Regions from separate parts of the Homo sapiens genome. Here region 2 is linked to region 1. The links are chromatin loops, found by intact Hi-C in ENCODE. Cell type or tissue: ascending aorta. All regions are shown on one strand. Links, peaks and the distances in the headings refer to the core of each region. The heading gives the core; the rest is flanking DNA.

Region 1 (11,182 bases), core at 947-8,946:
TGCCCCTGAAGCATCTTCCTTTCTTTATCACCCACTTAGCCATCACAGCTGCCCAAACACAGCACTGCACCTATCTTAACTATAAAATGTCCAAAGCCCACCTGCAGGTACGAATTCTCCATTAAAGTACATGAAAGTAAGATCACAACCACAGGAACCACACAAAATTCAAGGCACCAGAGGAGCCCAGACTTGGCTGGCAATGCCTGTTTTGGAGCTATTCCACATTTCTGGAAGTCAATGGGAATACGGAATATGAAAACACTATGAGGCCGGGCACAGTGGCTCACGCCTGTAATCCCAGCACTTTGGGAGGCCGAGGCGGGCGGATCATGAGGTCAGGAGTTCGAGACTAGCCTGGCCAACATAGTGAAACCCCATCTTTAATAAAAATACAAAAAATTAGCCGGGCGTGGTGGGGGGTGCCTGTAATCCCAGCTACTCCGGCGGCTGAGGCAGGAGAATTGCTTGTACCAGGGAGGCAGAGGTTGCAGTGAGCCAAGATCATGCCATTGTACTCCAGCCTGGGCGAGACTCTGTCTCAAAAACAAAAACGAAAACACTATGAGATATCACAATATGGGATATCTAAAGTATGTCAAAAGACTTTCCAGGCCGGGCGCAGTGGCTCACGCCTACAATCTCAGCACTTCGGGAGGTTGAGGCAGGTGGATCACCTGAGGTCAGGAGTTCGGGACCAGCCTGGCCAACATGGCGAAACTCCGTCTTTACTAAAAATACAAAAATTAGCAGGGCGTGATGTCATGTACTTGCAGTCCCAGCTACTCAGGAGGTAGAGGCAGGAGAATCACTTGAACCCAGGAGGCAGAGGCTGCAGTGAGCCGAGATCGTGCCACTGCACTCCAGCCTAGGCACAGAGCGAGACTCTGTCTCAAAAAAAAAAAAAAACAAAAAAAACCTCATACCAGCTGCTACTTACTGAGCTGCATATATTCTCTTTCTTCCTTAAAAAAAACCTTCCAAGTTTGGCTGGGCACGGTGGCTCACACCTGTAATCCCAGCACTTTGGGAGGCCGAGGCGGGCGGATCACAAGGTCAGGAGATCGAGACCATCCTGGCTAACACGGTGAAACCCCATCTCTACTAAAAATACAAAAAATTAGCCGGGCGTGGTGGCGGGTGCCTGTAGTCCCAGCTACTCGGGAGGCTGAGGCAGGATAATGGCGTGAATCCGGGAGGCTGAGCTTGCAGTGAGCCGAGATGGCGCCACTGCACTCCAGCCTGGGTGACAGAGCAAGACACCATCTCAAAAAAAAAAAAAAAAAAACAGCTTGCAAGTTTGGCATCATCATCCTATTTGACAGGTAAGAAAATGAGGCTTGAGGAATATGAGTGACTTCTCCAAGTAGAGTTATTAAGAAGCCCAGCTACAATTCAATCCCCCAGAGCCCCAGTTTATCCCCAAGCCAAGATGTTACATTCTGGAAGCACAACTCATCAACAGCATCTCAGGTAAGGCAGATTATACTTCCTATTTTAGAAACCAAAACGAGAAAAAAACGTGAGGGGGCCTTCACTCCAGAGCCTATAGTTAACTGGATCAGTAATAGTAACAGCAAACAGGGTGAGGGTTGAAAATTTACCTATTGGGTACGATGATTACTATTTGGGTGATGGGTACACTAGATGCCCAACCCCACCACTACACAGCTGCACATGTACCCCGCGAATCTAAAATAAAATTTTAAAATAAAATAACAGCAAACACTTATCTAGCTTTTATTATGCTGCAGGAACTAACACTTTACATCTTATCCTCCTGACAAGTCCATGAGAAAGGTACTATTATTAGAACCATTTTTGGTTTTTGGGTTTTTGTTTTGTTTTGAGACAGGATCTTGCTGTCACCCAGGCTAGAGTGCAATGCTGCTACCATGGCTCACTGCAGCCTGCATCTCCCAGGCTCAAGCAATTCTCCCACATCAGCCTTCTCAGTAGCTGGGAATACAGGCATGTGCCACCATGCCCAGCTAATTAAAAAAATTTTTTTTTTGTAGAGACAGGGTCTTCCTATGTCGCCAGGACTGGTCTTGGACTCCTGGGCACAAACGATCCTTCCAACCTCAGCCTCCCAAAGTGCTGGGATTACAGGTATGAGCCACCACACCTGGCCCAGGCCCATTTTTAAATAGAAAATTGAGGAACAGAAAGGTTAAGTAATTTGTTCAGGGTCAGCTGGGCACAGCACTTTAGGAGGCCGAGGTGGGAGGATCACTTGAGGACAGCAGTTTGAGACCAGCCCGGGCAACATAGGCAAGACCCCTTCTCTACCAAAAAATATATACATTTTTTTGAGATGGAGTCTTGCTCTGTTGCCCAGGCTGGAGTGCAATGGCGCAATCTTGGCTCACTGCAAGCTCCGCCTCCCGGGTTCACGCCATTCTCCTGCCTCAGCCTCCCGAGTAGCTGAGACTACAGGTGCCCGCCACCATGCCTGGCTAATTTTTTATATTTTTAGTAGAGACGGGGTTTTACCGTGTTAGCCAGGATGGTCTCGATCTCCTGACCTCGTGATCCGCCCACCTCGGCCTCCCAAAGTGCTGAGATTACAGGCGTGAGCCACCACGCCCAGCAAATATTTTTCTTTTTAAAGAAGAAAAGTAATTTGTTCAGGGCCAAATAGCCAGGAATTGGCTTTTAACAATTATACTGTATACTCAGGGAAAGAGCACTAGATTGGAAATTAAAAGCCCCTCAGCTGTCAGGGGAAACTCCATAAACTCAGAAAGCTCATTTGACTCTCTGGGCCTCAGTTTCCCATGCATTAAATGTGAGTGTCAGCCTAGATAATTTTCCAAGTTTGTTTCAGCTCAATGATTCTTTGCAGAGAGAATAATCAGTCCTGAAGAGACATCAGGCCAGGCGCGGTGGCTCACACCTGTAATCCCAGCACTTTGGGTGGCTGAGGCAGGTGGGTCAGTTGAGGTCAGGAGTTCGAGACCAGCCTGGCCAACATGGTGAAACCCCATCTCTACTAAAAATACAAAAATTAGCTGGGCGCAGTGGCTCACACCTGTAATCCCAACACTTTGGGAGGCTGAGACAGGTGGATCATGAGGTCAGGAGTTCAAGACCAGCCTGGCCAAGATGGTGAAACCCTGACTCTACTAAAAATACAAAAATTAGCTGGACGTGGTGGCGGGTGCCTTTAATCCTAGCTATTTGAGAGGCTGAGACAGAGAATTACTTGAACCTGGCAGAGGTTGCAGTGAGCCGAGATCGCACCACTGCACTCCAGCCTGAACGACAGAGTGAGACTCCGTCTCAAAAAAAAAAAAAAAAACCCACAAAAATTAGTGAGGTGTGGTGGCACGCACCTATAATCCCAGGTACTTGGGAGGCTGAGGCAGGAGAATCGGCTGAACCCAGAAGGCGGAGGTTGCAGTGAGCCGAGATTGCGTCACTGCACTCCAGCCTGGGTGACTAAGCAAGACTCCATCTCAAAAAATAAAAGAAAAATTTATCTAAAGAGACATCAGTCTGAGATTAAGTGCAATCTTTGCTCATTTATGGATTCTTCTGCCACCCTACCTGGGGGATTTTATATCAATATAGGGCACGAGTCAGTTTCTGCTTTTGTTTTGTTTTGTTTTGTTTTGTTTTGAGATGGAGTTTCACTCTTGTTACCCAAGCTGGAGTGCAATGGTGCTATCTCGGCTCACTGCAACCTCTGCCCCCCGGGTTCAAGTGATTCTCCTGCCTCAGCCTCCCGAGTAGCTGGGATTACAGGCGATCGCCACCGTGCCAGCTAATTTTTTGTATTTTTAGTAGAAATGGGGTTTCACTATGTTAGCCAGGCTGGTCTCGAACTCCTGACCTCATGTGATCCACCCACCTCGGTCTCCCAAAGTGCTTGGATTACAGGCGTGAGCCACCGCACCCAGCCCTGTTTTTTCGTAAATACGAAGAACAATGAGAAAATTTGTGTCTGAGGAAGCCTACTCTGGAAAGGGAATTCCTGAAGACACTCGAGGAGACAGCAGTTGGTAATGCTCAATGTGACTCACCCGTTTCTATCATATTTCTTGAACACTGGGAAAGCCTCCAGAGGGTCTCCAAGCTGTGGAGGGAAAGAAAAGAGGAACAGCACAGACAAGTGGGGCGGAGGTGCAGATCCTATCCCAAGAGCTGTTGTCTTGGAGTGGGATGCTGTGGGGACCCACAACGGGAGACTAACTTCAGAACCAGGAGCAGCCTCCCAAAACCCACCATTTGCCTAGCTCTGAAGTCACATGTGCGAGGAAGGCTTTGGTGGAAAGGCCCAGGAGAGTTAAGTTTGGCATCACCTGACAGGGCAAGAGGAGACCTCATTAGCCTGTGGGCATACAACCTGCTCACAGCACAGCTAACCCAAAGAAGAGGCTACCTGATCTGCTGCACACTGACTTTACCTGGTTACAACTCCAAATGGAAAATCAAGCCCCTGAGCCACATCCTTATAAATGAGTGTTTACTATGAGTGGGTTAAAAGAATGACCAAAAAATGGGATACTAAATGGAGGCAGGGGCTGGGCACTGTGGCTCACGCCTGTAATCCCAGCACTTTGGGAGGCCAAGGCAGGTGAAATGCTTGGGCTCAGGAGTTCAAGACCATCCTGGGCAACAAGGCCAAACCCCGTCTCTACAAAAATTACCCGGGTGTGGTGGTGGGCACCTATAGTCCCAGCTAATTGAGAGGCTGAGGTGGGAGGATCACTTGGGCCCAGGCGGCAGAGGCTGCAAGGTTGAAGTGAGCCGAGATAGTGCCACTGCATTCCAGCCTGGATGACAGAGTGAGACCCTGTCTCACACAAAAGAAAAAAAAATTATCTAGATCCTCCTCTATTCATAAGGAAGAAGATCCACAGGGAGGCAGCCACTTCACTGGAATCCACGTTTTCCCAAACACCTGGGCCAACTGCTGGCGCCAACTTCCAACACACAGGTATGAGCTCAGTTCCCTGCACAGCAAGGAGGCAGAGGCGGTGTGGGTGGGTAGTGTCACAATTCTGCCACAGGGTGGAGACAAAATAAGTCAAATTATAAACCAAGCTGAAGTCCCAGGAGGCAGGGACTGGGAAGAAAGGGAGAATCACCCTGTTGGCAGCGTCCACTTTGGCACAAACGGCATCCATGGCTGCTCGCTCCTCCAACCGCTTCTGCTTCTTCTCCTTGGCTTTGCTTGACTTTCTCTGCAACAGGGAAAAGCAACGTTAGCTGGAATGGCTGTGGCCAATCAAGCACTGACTTTCCCTTTAAGGAATCGAAGGGCCCTGCATCCACAGGCCTGGCCCAGCAGTGAGAAATTTCCCACCTCTGCTGCCACACATTTGGAGGGGCGGAAAGACCCAAGCAGGTCATTTTGTAGTGGGGAGTCCTCAGAGGTCACCAGACTTCTCAGCTTCCCTTCAGAAAGAGCACTGGCCGTCCTGACACAGACACTGTGGGGACCCAGCGAAACAGCTGACAACGCCTACAGCAGGCCAGCCCCCAGCAGGCACTTAGTAAATATTCACTCACCCGCTCCCTCCTAAGGAGGGAACACCCAACTTTAGACACACTGAAGACCGCTTCAGGGAGGAGACAGCATCTAAGGTAGCCGTTGATGGCTGTTCCTAAGTTTATTCAAAGCCTTTTCGGTGTCTTCCAGCTTTGGGAGACAAAGATCTGGTTGGCCACAGCTCCTGTGGGAGCCGGGTCTCATTTCAAGTGGGGGCCACCGTGTTCGGACTCAAGGACACAGAGCCATTCCCAGAAGCCCTGCTCAGTTAAGGCCAACGAGTGACAGGGCACACCCAGTGACAGGGCAGAGGGCAGGGGCCCAAAGGGTTCACCTCAGGACACAGATGACACATGGCCAGCAAGACGAAGCTGCAGGCACACAGTCAGCAGCAGGGCAGCAGAGGAGCAGCAAGTGGGGATTCTCCTGGCATAGAGCAGCGAATGGCAAATTGCCCACAGCTGCTTCTAGATCAGGTCCTGTTTTGAGGCCGACGTGAGATTCTCTCAGGCCTAAGACCCACTCACCCTATTGTGAAAAGCCAGGTAACACACGGCAAGAGCCAGGCTCTGACACCTGGCAGGCCTCATCCAAAACCTCCTTTTTTCTCTTCTTTTTTTTTTTTTTTTGAGATGGAGTCTCACTCTTTCACCCAAGCTGGAATGCAGTGGTGAGATCTCGGTTCACGGCAGCCTCTGCCTCCTGGGTTCAAGCGATTCTCCTGCCTCAGCCTCCCAAGTAGCTGGGATTACAGGAGCGCACCACCATGTCCAGCTGATTTTTGTATTTTTAGTAGTGACGGGGTTTCACCAAGTTGGCCAGGCTGGTCACTAACTCCTGACCTCAAGTAATCCGCCTGCCTCAGCCTCACAAAGTGCTGGGATTACAGGCGTGAGCCACTGCGCCAGGGCTGTCCAAAGCCTCTTCCTGCTCTCCACCCTCTGCAGTGCTAGGACGAGGCACAGCACTTCTCTGAGCCTCCCCTGGCTTGATGACTGAGGGTCCTTATGAGGGTTAATATGGTATGTGTTCAATAAAAGGCTATTCTCATTCTCTCTCCCCAGGACAACAAGAGAGCACAGGCATGCAGACTGCATGCACCACCCAGCTGGTCCCCAGAAGGCATCCCAAAGGCACTGGTAAGTTGGCTCTGCTTTTTACCAATAGAGCAGCCTCTTTTGACACCTCCCCCCCAACACCCCTCCTTTCCCTGAGCTCTCTGGAGAGGTTTGACAACTCCCAATTACATCTAGCCCTGACACGGACTGGCCCCAGGAAAGGACACTCAGAGCGATTAACCTTCTGCATGAGTTGAAAAACCAGATGCTGGGGAAGTTCTCAGAATCAGTTCTACCCACTATTTTCCAAGGAATGACACTGCTTACCTCCTACTTTAATCAACCAAGAAGAAAGGAGTTCAGATACCAGGAACTCACAGGGATTGTTCTTATAGCCACAAACTCTACCAACACCAGCTATTAATTATCTCATGGCTGAGCGCTGTGGAACACAGGCAAGATCTCATATCTTACCTCCCTAGAGGAAGGAACAAAATAGAGAATAGACTGTCTTCATAAGGCTGGACTCCTGGAACAGAACTAGCCTCCCTCTACCATGGACAGGTTTAGAGCATTCATCTTTTTCTCTGGAAATTTAGATTTCAAGACAACACAGAGATAAAGCTTGCAAAGTACCTTTACAAACATTATGTTTCTTTTTTTTTCTTTATTTTTTTTAGAGATGGGGGAGTCTCACTATGTTGCCCAGGCTAGTCTCAAACTCCTGAGCTCAAGCGATCCTCCTGTCTTGGCCTCCCAAAGTGCTGGGATTACAGGTGTGAGCCACCACACCCGGCCTAGGTTATGGTTTCAATTATCAGGGCAGAAACTATCACTTCCCTTTACACAATAGGAAACTGAGCCTTGAAGAGACAATGTGACCACTCAGTTCTGCAGTGAATAAAGGGCAGAGGGGAGACTCAATCCCAGGGATGGGCTGCAGATCATGTTTGTTCCACTGGCCACACTGTCCCCTACTGAGGCGCCTATGTCCTGCATAGTGGACTTCCACTTGGTCATCAACAAAGATTCTTGCACCCTGCCACGATAAGGCCTGGGCTTCAGAAGCCCTCAGCAACCACTCGGCAACTCCTTTCTCATTGCCTGGCTGGTTTGGTAACAGCGTGCCAACACAGTGCCGCTATACACCCTACCCTCTGCACTGAGGCAGAGGTGAGGGACAGAGAAGCGTCGGATGGAAGGTGTCCAGGGCTGCACCATGGGGCAGAAGAGCATGAGCTTTGGCGTCAATCAGATTGGGCCTATGCTCTTCCTGACACCCCCAGAATGACTTATGAAAGCAACTCCATCTCCATGAAGATGGGGGTACAAATGTTGGCCTCTTGGAGCTGTAAGGGCAGGTTAGAAGCCAGCACACCTTCAGTGCAGGTACAAGCTCCCTTACTCCACCCTACATGCTTGTTCTCTTATACAGGGCTCAGGGATCAAAGGTGCTGGAGGGCAAGGGTAACGCCCAGAACCCAGAAAGCACTGAAGCCTGGGTTCCCTCCATCTCACTTCTAAGCATGAGCAGTAATTCCCAAGAACAAGCAGCAGGAGGGCCAGCCGGGCCTCTAGTAGATTTGTGGGCTCATTCATGTAGACCTGGCAATCCTCAGAGCAAGGCCTGGAGCTGCCATGGCCTGAGACCGCAATAACTCAAGAACCCCTTACGAGCTCCGCTGCCTGCCCATGGGGCAGAAGGCAGGGTGCAGCCAGCTGGGCCAGACAGGCAGGGAGGGGCCGCACTAGGAAAAGTGGTCTCCTACTGTTCCAATTAGCTTTGCCCCTGCCTTGTGGAAGTAAGGCTGTCCTACAGGGACACAGGAAAATGCTCCTAATTAAAATGGATAATAAGCACAGTGAACAGTAAAGCTCACTGTGGTTAAGTGTCTTTTCCAAGGGAGCTTTGTACAAAAAAAGAGAGTGCGGGATTTTGAATCAAAAGACCTGGATTTGATTCTCAGCTCTTTCACTTACTAGCTGCGTGACTTCAGGCAAGTTACTTAAGCTCTTTTCAGCAAGTTGCTCAAAATTTCTCTCTCAGTTTTCTTCTCCATAAAATGGGGCTCGCAATGTCTACACCAACAGTCGCAGGAGGGGACTTCTGTTTACAAAGACCTCCCTCAGATCTTCTGCCGGTGCTTTAATAAAGGTGATCTATTTTACTTTTCACAACCCAGCATGGTAGGTGTGACTACTTCTTTGATGAGAAACCTGAGGCACAGAGAGTTAAGGAACTTGCAGGGTCACAGAGGCGGTGAGGAGAGTTCTCAAAGCGGTCTCTTCCTCCCACTCCCTCCAACTCTCCCCATGAGGTGAGGGTAGATCCGCTTTATCTGGCTATGTTCACCCAGTGCTCACCAAACAGCAGATACTCAGTTCACATCTGCTGAATGAATCATCCAAGATCCAAATCCACGTTTGAACCCTAAAGTCATGCTCCTTCCACCATGTCACAATCACATGTATATGGCATTTTTTGTTATAAAGTGTTACATAAATGTTTCCATGTGCAGTGTAAAACTCTTCCCCTTACTATTCCCATTGAAAAAGTAACTCCACACACAGTTCTACGACTGGAAGGGGTCATAAAGACAAATTAAAAAAAACACACCCAGGCTGGGCGCGGTGGCTCATGCCTATAACCCCAGCACTTTGGGAGGCGGAGGTGGGTGGATTACCTGAGGTCAGGAGTTCAAGACCAGCCTAGCCAACATGGTGAAACCCCGTCTCTACTAAAAACAGAAAAAAGTAGCCAGGCATGATGGTTAATACCTGTAATTCCAGCTACTCGGGAGGCTGAGGCAGGAGAATCACTTGAGCCTGGGAGGCAGAGATTGCAGTGAGCTGAGATTGTGCCACTGCACTCCAGCCTGGGCAAAAAGAGCACAACTCTGTCTAAAAAAAAAAGGAAAAGAAAAGAAAAGAAACATCCAGATGGGAGGAGGAGCCACTTTTCAGAAAAAGAATTTGGCATCTCTTAGATTTTCAGTATCAATGTCTCTACCCCATATACTATCCAATATCCAAAAAGAATCTGTTTTTGGTGAAGCAAGAGAAATATAAATTCTAACTCCTGAAAGATGACACAAATGTGGCAACTAGGACACGTGTGTGGCAACTGAAGAGAAAGCGCTCCATCTGAAGCCTCACTCAGCCTGAGGCCAGGCTCTGCCACAGGGTAACTACAAGGAATGATGACTTCCCCAGCACCCACAGTTGTGGAATGAGGGTGATGAGACGGTTCCAGCTGTTTCAGGGAGGAGAATTCAAGTCTCTCTTACTGTCAATTTTAGGCCAGAAGAGACTTTGTAGGGTCTCATGTGAGAAACACATCTGTAAAGTATAAGATTGAGGCCCTAAAGGAAGCAAGGATCGCAGAATCTCTGGGGCATATTTCTTTTTTCCTTCACCCTGTCTTATGGTGTTGAGGGCCTGCTATTTCAGTCCAACCAACGAGGAAGTGTTGAACTAGAACGGCATGTTACACTTCTTGTTTTCTGCTTAATCCGCAGTGGCTGCTTCTGGTTAGACAGTTACTAAGGGACACAGGTTTCATTTAGTTTCAACAATGGCTGTGTCTAGGACCTTTCACCAAAATTTAGGTTAAATATGCCTAAGGTCTCTAGACTTGGTTTTCTACATATGAAGTACGTAATACCCAAAACTATTTGTTAAAACACGATGACTGTTTTGACACGGATTAGACAACTATTTTTGTCTAATAAGTTGATTTGTTCAGTCGATAAATAGTGGAGTGACGGGAAAAAAAAAAACTAGGTTAACAACAGTAGGGACAAACCCAATGGGTTAAAAATAGCACAAATCCATTTTAGATCAGTAAAGTTAAGGCTGAGGATACAGACAAAAATAACAGCCACTACTTAGGAGACACCTCCTTAGCAATCTACATCCATTATCTCACTTAATCTTCACTACTACCCTAAGGGGGAGGTATTAGCATCCCAATTACAGAGGTGAGGAAATTCAAACACATAAAGGCCAACTCACTGGCACACTATTATACCACCAGCAGCGAAGACGGGGCTGGAAGTGAGGTACCTCGGGCTCCAAAGTCAGGGTTCCCTTAAGGTGATGGAAATTCCATGTAAATACTAATATAGGCCTGTGTGGTGGCTCACGCCTGTAATCCCAGCACTTTGGGAGGCCTAGGCGGGTGAATCACGAGGTCAGGAGTTCGAGACCAGCCTGGCCAACGTGGTGAAACCCTGTCTCTACTAAAAATACAAAAATGAGCCGGGCATAGTAGCGGGCGCCTGTAATCCCAGCTGCTGGGGAGGCTGAGGCAGGAGAACCGCTTGAACCCAGAAGAAGGAGGATGCAGTGAGCCGAGATCGCGCCATTGCACTCCAGCTTCGGCGACAAGAGCAAAACTCCATATCAAAAAAAAAAAAAAAAAAAAAAAAAAAGAATACAGCCAATACTAGGAAAAGCGTTATCTTTTTAGGAGGGTGACTGATACTGCTGTAATTGAGACTTAGTAAGGTGAACGCACAGAAACTTGCAAATAACTTCTGCCCTACCCTATATCCCGGGAAAGTAAACTAAAATGCACCTCCAGGCTGCCGGCACGGAACAAGTGGTCAATATCCATCCGCGG
Region 2 (11,182 bases), core at 1,190-9,189, 270 kb after region 1:
AAATAAGTTAAATTTTGGAATAACAAACTTCATCTTATTTTCATGGTGCAAAAGCCTGAGACACTTCCTTTGTGACATGAAGAAAAACATCCAGCAAGGAGGAAAGGCTTCTGCAATAAAAATGATTACAACACATTGCAGTAACTTTTTTTTTTTTTTGAGATGGAGTCTTGCTGTGTCGCCTAGGCTGGAGTGCCATGGTGTGATCTCAGCTCACTGCAACTCCCGCCTCCTGGGTTCAAGTGATTTTCCTGTCTCAGCCTCCCGAGTAGCTGAGACTACAGGTGCCCGTCACTGTGCCCGGCTAATTTTTGTATTTTTTAGTAGAGACAGGGTTCCACCATGTTGTTCAGGCTGGTCTCTAACTCCTGACCTCAGGTGATCCAACCACCTCAGCCTCCCAAAGTGTTGGGATTACAGGAGTGAGCAAGCGTGCCTGGCCCCACACTGCAGTATCTTAAGGTAAACTTTTATGTTCAAGTAGTGACCCAACAAATGAGGATCTTGCATTGGGCCCACCAAAACTGTATTAGTGCTTTTTAGACAATATGAATGCACATTTGCAATGGATAAGCATTTAAGATAAGAGTCTCTTGGCTGGGCTCAGTGGCTCATGCCTGTAATCCCAACACCTTGGGAGGCCGAGGTGGGCGGATCACTTGAGGTCAGGAGTTCAAGACCAGCCTGGCCAACATGGCAAAACCCCATATCTAGTAAAAGTACAAAAATTATCTGGGCGTGGTGGTGCATGTCTGTAATCCCACCTACTCAGGAGGCTAAGGTGGGAGAATGGTTTGAGCCCAGGAGACAGAGGTTGCAGTGAGCCAAGATCACACCACTGCACTCCAGCCTGGGCTACAGAGCGAGACTCCAAAAAGAGTTTCTCTTTAGTTTATTTCTCAAGTGTGCCTTTCTAGCTCGTAAATTTGATAATTTATTCAACAAATACTTACCAAGTACTACTATATATCACTGTTTTAAGTGCTAATAGTGATACGTGTCTACAGCACATCTAAGAAATACAAATTCTGTAATAAAATTTTACTAAGAAATAATGGGTAAAGCTGGTCACAGTGGCTCCCATCTGTAATCCCAGCACTTTGGGAGGCCGAGGAGGGCAGATCACATGAGGCCAGGAGTTTGAGACCAGCCTGGCCAACATGGCAAAACCCCATCTCTACCAAAGATATAAAAATTAACCAGGTGTGGGCCGTGTGTGGTGGCTCATGCCTGTATTCCCAGCATTTTGGGAGGCCGAGGTGGGCGGATCACGAGGTCAGGAGATCAAGACCATCCTGGCTAACACTGTGAAACCCTGTTTCTACTAAAAATACAAAAAATTAGCCGGGCATGGTGGTGGGCACCTGTAGTCCCAGCTACTGGGAAGCTGAGGCAGGAGAATGGCATGAACCTGGGAGATGGAGGTTGCAGTGAGCTGAGATCGCACCACTGCACTCCAGCCTGGGCGACAAAGCGAGACTCCGTCTCAAAAAAAAAACCAAAAAAAAAAAAAAAAAAAAAAAAACCAAAAGAAAATTAACCACGCGTGGTGGCACACGCCTGTAATTCCAGCTACTCGGGTGGCTGAAGCATGAGAATCATTTGAACCCCGGAGATGGAGGTTGCAGTGAGCCAAGATGGCTCCACTGCACTCCAGTCTGTGACAGAGCAAGACCTTGTCTAAAAAAAAAAAAAAAAAAAAAAAAAAAAAGAAAGAAAAGAAAAGAGAAAGAAATAACGAGTGGAAACCGCGGCATTTAATATTATTCGGAAAATGTAATGCAAACTCATGTACTTGGAACAGCACTTCACGATATAATTCTACTACTTTCGACAAAACACATAATTTCAGCACCTTTTCCACTATTATAAAGAGAAGTGCAAAAAATACACAATAAATAGATAAAAATTGTGACAAGGGTAGATGACATAAAAAAAGGTAAGCCAAACAGAAATATGTTATGTCATTAAATTCGTATTGCCAATTTAGGTGCCAATTAGGTTGTGGTATGCCTGTGTGTCTGTGAACAAAATACTCTTATTTCATTGGCCTACTAGGCCAGTTCTTCCATAAGTGCATTAAAAGAATGAAAAAGTTGAATCTCAAATGATTTCACCATTTAGTTATAAACAAACTAGGACTAAATTTTCAAATCTGCTAACTAAAATGACTCTTCAACACTTAACATCTGTCTTATCTTGAGCTTACAGAGCCAAATTTCTAAAACTTAGGTCTGAATCAAAAATGAAAAATCAAGAAAACCCAAAAGGTAAGTACAAAAGGGCCTACCAAACAGTAAGCAATGACAAGTGATTAAAGCAAAAAGATCAAGTTGCTAAGTTATAAGGAAGTCGCTGTTCATCTGGACCTTAGCCCAGAACACAAAAATTTGGAGAAAAGGCTGGTGGTTTAAAGGAGACAGGGTTCTAAATTTGCTGCCTCATTCTTTTATCTGCAAAAGCTTCCTGATACTGCCTGTTTCTACTGAAATGGCCATAACCACACTGAAAAAATCCAACAGGGCTCCAAAGCTCTCAGACAGGTGAAAATTCACTGCTAGAAAAACACGTAGAGAATAATACATTTAAGGTTAAGATCAGAAATTTTTTCTTTAGAACCCAAGATTCTGCCAAAGGAGACAACGAAGCATTAAAAAAAAATGATCAAAATCCTTTAACATAACTAAATAGAGAGCAAAATTATCTCTACTCTCCCGAATTTACGGCCCTGCCTTTGACAAAAGGCATTTTTTTTCCCTTCAAAGACTCCGTTCCTTTGAGAACTACCACCTGCCCATGGTGGTTTTTTTTTCCCCCCTTAAGAAGGCATCTGCACTGCAGATTTCTGCATAAGGGGAGCTTGCCAGGCAGCTCTTACCAGCAGGCAGACGCGTATACAATGCAAACTAAAGGAGGTCTGCAGCTTCGTTCTTAGTCTTTCACAGAGATGGGAGAAGGGGACTCAACCAGCCCTTGCTTTGTCTGAATGTTCTCCCCCTCCCCCTTTCTGCAATAAACACCCCCCTTTGTTATACTTCGATCAATAGTAGCCCACAGAAAACATGAAATCAAAACATGTTGATAGCTTAGCATGACTCTATTTTCTAGAATATAAGCGACTGATTGCGTGTCCCCACCCCCACGCAGCGCCAGGGAAGAGCAGGCTGTTGCAGATGCAGCCACGGATCCATCTTGGACCATTAGCAGCTCCCTCCCAAATCTTCCCTGAGCTATTCTCATCACGCCTCCTTCTACCTCGGAGCCTCAGAAAAATCCGGCATTCATGGAGTCTAGCCGAAAACAGTAAAAACAAAACAAACAAACAAAAAAAACAGGCTACAATGCTTCCATTAAACTTCCTCATCCTTCCCATGGGCAGCCAAAAATATTTTGGAGGACTATCATGAATGCTTGATTATGTCAACACCTGTCTGCAAACCTGCAATGCAACCCTTTCACCACCATCCCCTCAAAAATAGTAACAAATTGTTTCTCCCACCACCCACCTGCCCGTATCCTTTCAATCTCTCTAATCCTCACTAAATCACCCAGGTTCACCATATGCATCGAGCAACTCTCCATTTTATCCCACGAGCTGGTATTTTTCCCCACCTGCCCAGTCTTGGCGTTAACGCCCACTGGACTATCTCCCCGCCCCCAACCTGTTTTCCTCACACCCCGCTATTTCCTCACCGCCTGCACAACCTTACGTTCCCCTTCCCCTTTGCCCATTTTCCAAACGCTCGTCCCCGGGGGGCTGAAGCCGTCAGTAGTCGAGGGTAATTCGTCCTCCTCCCGCCTCGCCTCCTAATCCCCCCAGCCCCCAGGCTCCCGCTCGCCCTCTTTCCCAGGGCGGGGGCTCCCCGCGCGCCTTACCCGCACAGGAGGAGCTGCAGCTCTTCGTCCCCAGGGCGGGGCAGGCTCCTGGGCTCCCGCCGCCGCCGGGCGCGGACGGCTCGGCTCCGAAGGACGACGAGGAGATGGAATGGGACTGAGTGGCCGCCGACGGCTCCGCCATGGCTACGCGAGCGAGGGTGGGAGAAGGGTGAAAAGAGATACGGGGCGGGAGAGAGGGAGGGGAAATAGAATAATCCGGCAACTGGCTCGCTCAAGTCCCTTTACTCCGCCTGCTCCGAGGACAGACTCCGACAGACTGACTGACTCAGCCGAGCGCAGCTAGAGGGCGGGAGCGCGAGCGCGCATGCGCACAAAGGGCCCCAAGCGGGTGCCAAAGCGCGCAGCGGCGCAGGGCGCAGGCGCAAGAACCGCTCCTCTGCGCTCTTGCAGGGAAGGAGGGGCAAAGCCGGCCTCACGCGGCGCCTCGCGCGCCGAGGGTTGGGGAGCGTCCCTTGGGGACCAGACGCAAAAGGCGTATCCAAGCCCCAATCCCCGCCCACGACTGCGGCTAATCGTGGAGCTGCGGGATAGTATTCCCTCCTGCCTCTTTATGTGAATGTTTTAGGGTCGGCAGATTATGTATTTTAACGGTAGAAATGTCTTTGGGCTTCCATTATGGAAACTCTCTTTCCCGTACATTCCAGAGCCTATATCTTTTGTTTGATGCATTCCCACCTGTGACTCCAATAAAAACTGAAAACCAGAGTGTAGAGTAGGCCCACTCTGCAAGGTGCTTTGTGAATCTCACTGGCTGTGTCGTAATATCTCCTCACCGAGAGGCAGAGATGGCACGGCCCCCCATTTGGTAGGTGGAGAAAGATGCTATACAGAATGAAAAACGATTACTCATTCCAATCACATTGCAATGCAGTCGCAGAACCTGCTTCGTATTCTTATCTCGTTACTGTTGCCAGAGAAGGGTCCACCTTGGGTCTTAAGGTTCTCTTTTCCTCCGAATAGACTGTCAGATAGAGACGACATATTTTAGAGAGGGAAAAAAAATGCTGAGCTGATGAAGAAGAGCCAGGAGATAAGAAAATGTTGGCTGTGATTATGGGGGATGATAAAATTAGATATTAAAAATTCAGAATAAGGCCGCAGTCAGTGGCAGAGGCCCGTAGTCTCTGCTACGGCAGAGAAGGGAGGATCACTTGAGCCCAGGAGTTGGAGTCCAGCCTGGGCCACACAGCGAGAACCTTCCTGCCTTAAAAAAAAAAAAAAAAGTAAAAAAAATCAGAATAAGGCACAAAATACACATAATTGAATTTTATTCATAGACTAAAAGAGGTCCTTAGCAGAACATGTATTTAAAACCAGATTTCTAGCCTATATTGGATTTTGTTCATTTTTTGCTTTTCCTGGGCTGGATTGCCAAATTCGAAGCCTTCTCCCTACATCTGGTCAAAATATTGGAAAGGTGCATAGTCTTTGTTAAAGGAGGACTGTTGGCTGGGCGCGGTGGCTCACACCTGTAATCCCAGCACTTTGGGAGGCCGAGGCAGGTGGATCATCTGATGTCAGGAGTTCAAGAACAGCCTGGCCAATGTGGTGAAACCCTGTCTCTACTAAAAATACAAAAATTAGCTGGGGGTAGTGGCGGGCGCCTGTAATCCCAACTACTCGGGAGGCTGAGGCAGGAGAATTGCTTGAACTCGGGAGGCAGAGGTTGCAGTGAGCAGAGATCTCACCATTGCACTCCAGCTTGGGTGAAAGAGCAAATCTCCGTCAAATAAAAAAAAAAAAAGGAGGACTGTATCCTGGAAATAATAAAAATCAAGGCTGTCGACTGTTACTGCTAAAGCAGCAATCGATGACCCAAAGTACAATTGCAGGATCAGCAGATCCTGTAAAGATGCAGCCTCATGAAGCGGGAGGTGGTCAGCCAAGCTGCCACTGAGGGGAAAGGCGATCTGACCAGTGGAAATCTTCTAGAACAAGCTGTGTACTACATCTGCCCTTGAGTTTTTAAGGTCAGGTAAAGCCCCAGGGGGTGGGAGGATGACTCCTGGCCTTTGCAATGCTCTGAAAAAGGCATAGAAAAATATTTCCCAAAATAACTTTGTGGCTAATACCTTACCCTGGCACTTACTGCATCAGCTGATAATGCAGCAAACTGTCTCTTGGATGGCAAAGGGAAATAATAGCAGATCGGATAACCAAGCCAGTTATCTACCCATTCTGATACGTGCATATGTTTTTTTAAAAATCGCATTATTAGGGGAGCTGTTTTCTTCTTCCTTCCTTCTTTCTTGTCTATTAAACGCTCTGCTCCTTAAAACAAAACAAACAAACAAAAATCTACATTATTAAGTGCTAGATAAGGAAATAAATGATGCTGGTAGCTAACTCTGACAGCACTTGCTACAATCTGGAGACTCCAGCTGGAAGGAAGTCCATTTTCCTAATATGTAGCAGCAGAGAAGTTAAAAAGCAAGATATGCACGTGGTCTTACTGGTCTTTTCAGACCCTTCAGACATTTTTTTTTTTGAGATGGAGTCTTGCTCTATTGCCCAGGCTGGAGTGCAGTAGTGCCATCTTGGCTCACTGCAACCTCCGCCTCCCGGGTTCAAGCAGTTCTGGTTCAGCCTCCTGAGTAGCTGGGATTACAGGCACATGCCTCCATGTCCGGCTAATTTTTGTATTTTTAGTAGAGGCGGGGTTTCACCATGTTGGCCAGGGTGGTCTTGAACTCCTGACCTCGGGTGATCCTCCTGCCTCAGTTTCCCACACCTGGGATTATAGGCGTGAGCCACTGTGCCCGGCCAGTTCTATGAATGTGTATTGATCATGTGCTGTGTGTATAACACAATTCTGGGAACTTTGAAGAGACCTCCAAAATATGTTAGTCTTGTCTTCAATGAGCTTACAAGCTAGTTAGGACAAAAAACATACTCACATAAAGTTAAATAATATAAATTAAATAGCAACTAAAAACAACCCCAAACACCATAAAACCATAGTGCTTTGATTAGATGGCAAGTAAATTAAATGAATTTAAAAGAGAGGGGCCAGGCGCAGTGGCTCACGCCTGTAATCCCAGCACTTTGGGAGGGCAAGGTAGGCGGATCACCTGAGGTCAAAAGTTTGAGACTAGTCTGGCCAACATGGAGAAACCCCATCTCTACTGAAAATACAAAATTACCCAGGCATAGTGGTGTGTACCTGTAATCCCAGCTACTCGGGAGGCTGAGGCACGAGAATCACCTGAGCCTGGGAGGCAGAGGTTGCAATGAGCCAAGATCATGCCACTGCACTCCAGCCTGGGCAACACAGTGAGACTCCACCTCAAACAAAAACAAAAACAAAAACAAAAACAACGAGGGGAAGGAATTACCATGAAGTTGTAGTGGCTTAGGGAGGTTTTTTTTTTTTTTCTGTCACCCAGGCTGGAGTGCAGTGGTGCGATCTCGGCTCACTGCAACCTCTGCCTCCCAGGTTTAAGTGATTCTCCTGCCTCAGCCTCCCGAGTAGCTGGGACTACAGGTGCGTGCCACCGTGCCTGGCTAATTTTTTGTATTTTTAGTAGAGACGGGGTTTCACTGTGTTAGCCAGGATGGTCTCGATGTCCTGACCTCGTGATCTGCCTGCCTCGGCCTCCCAAAGTGCTGGGATTACAGGCGTGAGCCACTGCGCCCAGCCAGGAGGTTTTGTGAAGATGCTCAAAGTTAGATAGGTGTTTGGAATTGTAAGGAAGTCATTAAAAGCAGAAAAGGATGGTATGAAGCAAATACAGGGGTTGCTTTTGTGAATGTATACAAAAAAAGTACTCTTCTGGGCAGATGAATCACAAAAAAGAACCTCTTTCTCCCAGCCCCACCCATGATACAGTTCCATGCTGATTTGGCTAGCAGAACCTCACCTAGATTTGATCCCCTCTTGCCCCTTGTCTCCACAAGCTGCCTTGGTGTAACACTCAGACTGTACAGCCATATGTGGTGGCTAAAGGCTCAGACGTGAGCGTGTATAAGGTGTCTTGGGTGTTGGTTAGACCAAATTGGCTGGAGCTGAAGGCTTGAATTAGGACAGGAGGGAAGATATAGGGATAACATCTAAAATGAGGAAGATATGTTGGGGCCAGTTTTTGGAGAAGCAGTAGTATTGAACCAAAGAACTGAGGCTTTGTCTTAAGAATAATGGGGATTGAGTGGAAGTTTTTGGTGGGAAATGGCTCAGCTGGGATTTTTTTTTTCCTTTTTTTTGTCCAAGATGGGATTTTTTTTTTTTTTGAGATGGAGTCTCACTCTGTCACCCAGGCTGGAGTGCAGTGGCATGATCTCAGCTGACTGCACCCTCCACCTCCTGGGTTCAAGTGATTCTTCTGCCTCAGCTTCCCGAGTAGCTGGGACTACAGGCCCATGCCACCATGCCTGGCTAATTTTTATATTTTTAGTAGAGACGAGGTTTCACCATGTTGGCTAGGCTGGTCTTGTACTCCTGACCTCGTGATCTGCCTGCCTCAGCCTCCCAAAGTCCTGGGATTACAGGCGTGAGCCACCGCGCCCGGCCCAAGATGGAATTTTTAAAGTGCTCCCTGGCTGTCATGGTGGCTCACCTCTGTAATCCCTACACTTTGAGAGGCCAAGGCAGGAGGATGGCTTGGGCCCAAGAGTTCAAGACCAGCCTGGACAATATAGCGAGACCTCATCTTGAAAAATAAAATAACTCCAGGCGCGGTGGCTCACGCCTGTAATCCCAGCACTTTGGGAGGCCGAGGTGGGTGGATCACGAGGTCAGGAGATCGAGACCATCCTGGCTAACACAGTGAAACCCCGTCTCTACTAAAAATACAAAAAATTAGCCGGGCTTACTGGCGGGTACCTGTAGTCCCAGCTACTCAGGAGGCTGAGGCAGCAGAATGGTGTGAACCCGGGAGGTGGAGCCTGCAGTGAGCCGAGATCGCGCCACTGCGCTCCAGCCTGGGCAACAGAGCGAGACTCCATCTCAAAAAAAAAAAAAGAAAGAAAAATAAAGAGCACACTGGAGTATGGCCATTTCTCTGAAGTTCCCTTGAACACCTGAGGCGCTGTGCTAGGTCTCTTATTCTTTGGCCCTGTCTTTATAGGACTGGTATTTTTGTGTGCATGTGTGAGTACGTAGTAAGGACTGGTATTTTTTTTTTTTGAGACGGAGTTTTGCTCTTGTTGTCCAGGCTGGAGTGCAATGGTGCGATCTTGGCTCACCGCAACCTCTGCCTCCCGGATTCAAGCGATTCTCCTGCCTCAGCCTCTGGAGTAGCTGGGACTACAGGCATGTGCCACCACACCCGGCTAATTTTGTATTTTTAGTAGAGACAGGGTTTCTCCATGTTGGTCAGGCTGGTCTCGAACTCCTGACCTCAGGTGATCCACCCGCCTCGGCCTCCCAAAGTGCTGAGATTACAGGCATGAGCCACCACTCCTGGCCAGGACTGGTATCTTATACAGATAATTTCTTTATTTTCGAGACGGAGTTTTGCTCTTGTCGCCCACACTGGAGGGCAATGGCATGATCTCAGCTCACTGCAACCTCCGCCTCCTTAGTTCAAGCAATTCTCCTGCATCAGCCTCCCCACTGGCTAGGATTACAGGTGCACGCTACCAAGCCCAGCTAATTTTTATATTTTTACTAGAGATGGGGTTTCACCATGTTGGCCAGGCTGTTCTTGAACTCCTGACCTCTGGTGATTGGCCCACCTCAGCCTCCCAAAGTGCTGGGATTACAGGCTTGAGCCACTGTGCTCGGCCTATACAGATAATTTCCCAGTTTAACTTCTAAGCCATCTAATTACCCTATATTTTCTTGACTTTTAGAAAAAATTATATATTTTATTTTATTTTTAAATTTTTAAAAATTATATATTTTAAATTAAGACATTTGAAGGGCGGGCGCAGTGGCTCACACCTGTAATCCCAGCACTTTGGGAGGCCGAGGTAGCCAGACTGCCTGAGGTCAGGAGTTGGAGAACAGCCTGCCTAACATCGTGAAACCCTGTCTCTACTAAAAATACAAAAAAATTAGCCGAGCCTGGTGGCACATGCCTGTTGTCCCAGCTACTCAGAAGGCTGAGGCAGGAGACTCGCTTCAATCTGGGAAGCAAAAGTTGCAGTGAGCCAAGATTGCGCCACTGCACTCCAGCCTGGGCGACAGAGTGAAACTCTATCTCAAAAAAAAATTTGATATGTAGTCACAGATCATTCATATATACGTACACAAATATTCAGGAATATATATATTGTAAAGTTTTATCACTAACTCCCTCCACTCCTCTACACACATATAGGTAGCTACTATTAGGATTTTCTCTTTTTTTTTTTTTTGAAATGGAGTCTTGCTGTGTCGCCCAGGCTGGAGTGCAATGCTGCGATCTCAGCTCACTGCAAGCTCTGCCTCCTGGGTTCACGCCATTCTCCTGCCTCAGCCTCCCAAGTAGCTGGGACTACAGGCACCCGCCACCACGCCCAGCTAATTTTTTGTATTTTTAGTAGAGACGGGGTTTCACCGTGTTAGCCAGGATGGTCTCGATCTCCTGACCTCGTGATCTGCCTGCCTCGGCCTCCCAAAATGCTGGGATTACAGGCGTGAGCCACCGAGCCTGGCCACTATTAGGATATTCCTGTGGCAAACATAAGCAAAGGTGAATATAGCAAATCTGTATCCTCATCCCCACTGCCTTTTTTTTTTTTTTTTTAGTGGAGTCGCTCTGTCACCCAGGCTGGAATGCAGTGGTGGCATGATCTTGGCTCACTGCAACCTCTGCCTCCTGGGTTCAAGCCATACTCCTGCCTCGGCCTCCCAGGTTGCTGGGATTACAAGCATACACCACCATGCCTGGCTAATTTTTGTATTTTTAGTAGAGACAGTGTTTCACTGTGTTGGCCAGGCTGGTCTTGAACTTGTGACCTTAAGTGATCCATATGCTTCAGACTCCCAAAGTGCTGGGATTACAGGCATGAGCCACTGTGCGCTGTCCCCCGCCCCCACTTTCTTTCTTTCTTTCTTTCTTTTTTTGGAGGTAGGGTTTGCTCTGTTGCTCAGGCTGTAATGCAGTGCTACAATTATGGCTCACTGCATCCTCTACCTCCTAGGCTCAAGCAATCCTCCCACCTCAGCCTCCCAAGTAGCTGGGACCACAGGTACCCCACCATACCTGGCTAATTTATTTGTTTATTTTTGGTAGACATGGGATCTCCCTATGTTGCCCAGACCGTTTTGTTTGTTTGTTTGTTTGTGACAGAATTTTGCTCTTATTGCCCAGGCTGGATGCAATGGCAGGATCTCAGCTCGCTGCAACCACTGCCTCCCGGG

Evidence for each region. Peaks named below come from ENCODE experiments on the same cell type or tissue, not always from the same donor. Only the 100,000 strongest peaks of a DNase experiment are listed, where the experiment ranks them.
Region 2: a loop joins it to region 1, with 2.3 times the contacts of the local background. A loop is called at or near these places in 7 of 110 quality-filtered maps.

The regions. Positions count from the first base shown.
Region 1 is chr11:63,939,850-63,951,031 of GRCh38, reverse strand. NAA40 (N-alpha-acetyltransferase 40, NatD catalytic subunit) reads right to left here. Exons shown (of 8, transcript NM_024771.4): 2 at 5,097-5,192; 3 at 4,029-4,081. Among named protein-coding and RNA genes, the nearest start is that of NAA40, 6.4 kb to the right of the region's middle. RefSeq lists an enhancer at 5,060-5,989. In ascending aorta, for the core only: a CTCF peak has its summit at 5,003 (motif pointing right); DNase peaks (open chromatin) are centred at 5,051 and 5,837; H3K4me3 peaks cover 703 bases; H3K27ac peaks cover 1,181 bases.
Region 2 is chr11:63,674,473-63,685,654 of GRCh38, reverse strand. It overlaps RTN3 (reticulon 3), which reads right to left and starts at 4,155. Exons shown (of 9, transcript NM_001265589.2): 1 at 3,877-4,155. The coding sequence starts at 4,018. RefSeq lists a silencer at 3,863-3,982. In ascending aorta, for the core only: no CTCF peak of the experiment used is centred there; DNase peaks (open chromatin) are centred at 3,104, 4,234 and 4,728; H3K4me3 peaks cover 2,941 bases; H3K27ac peaks cover 2,805 bases.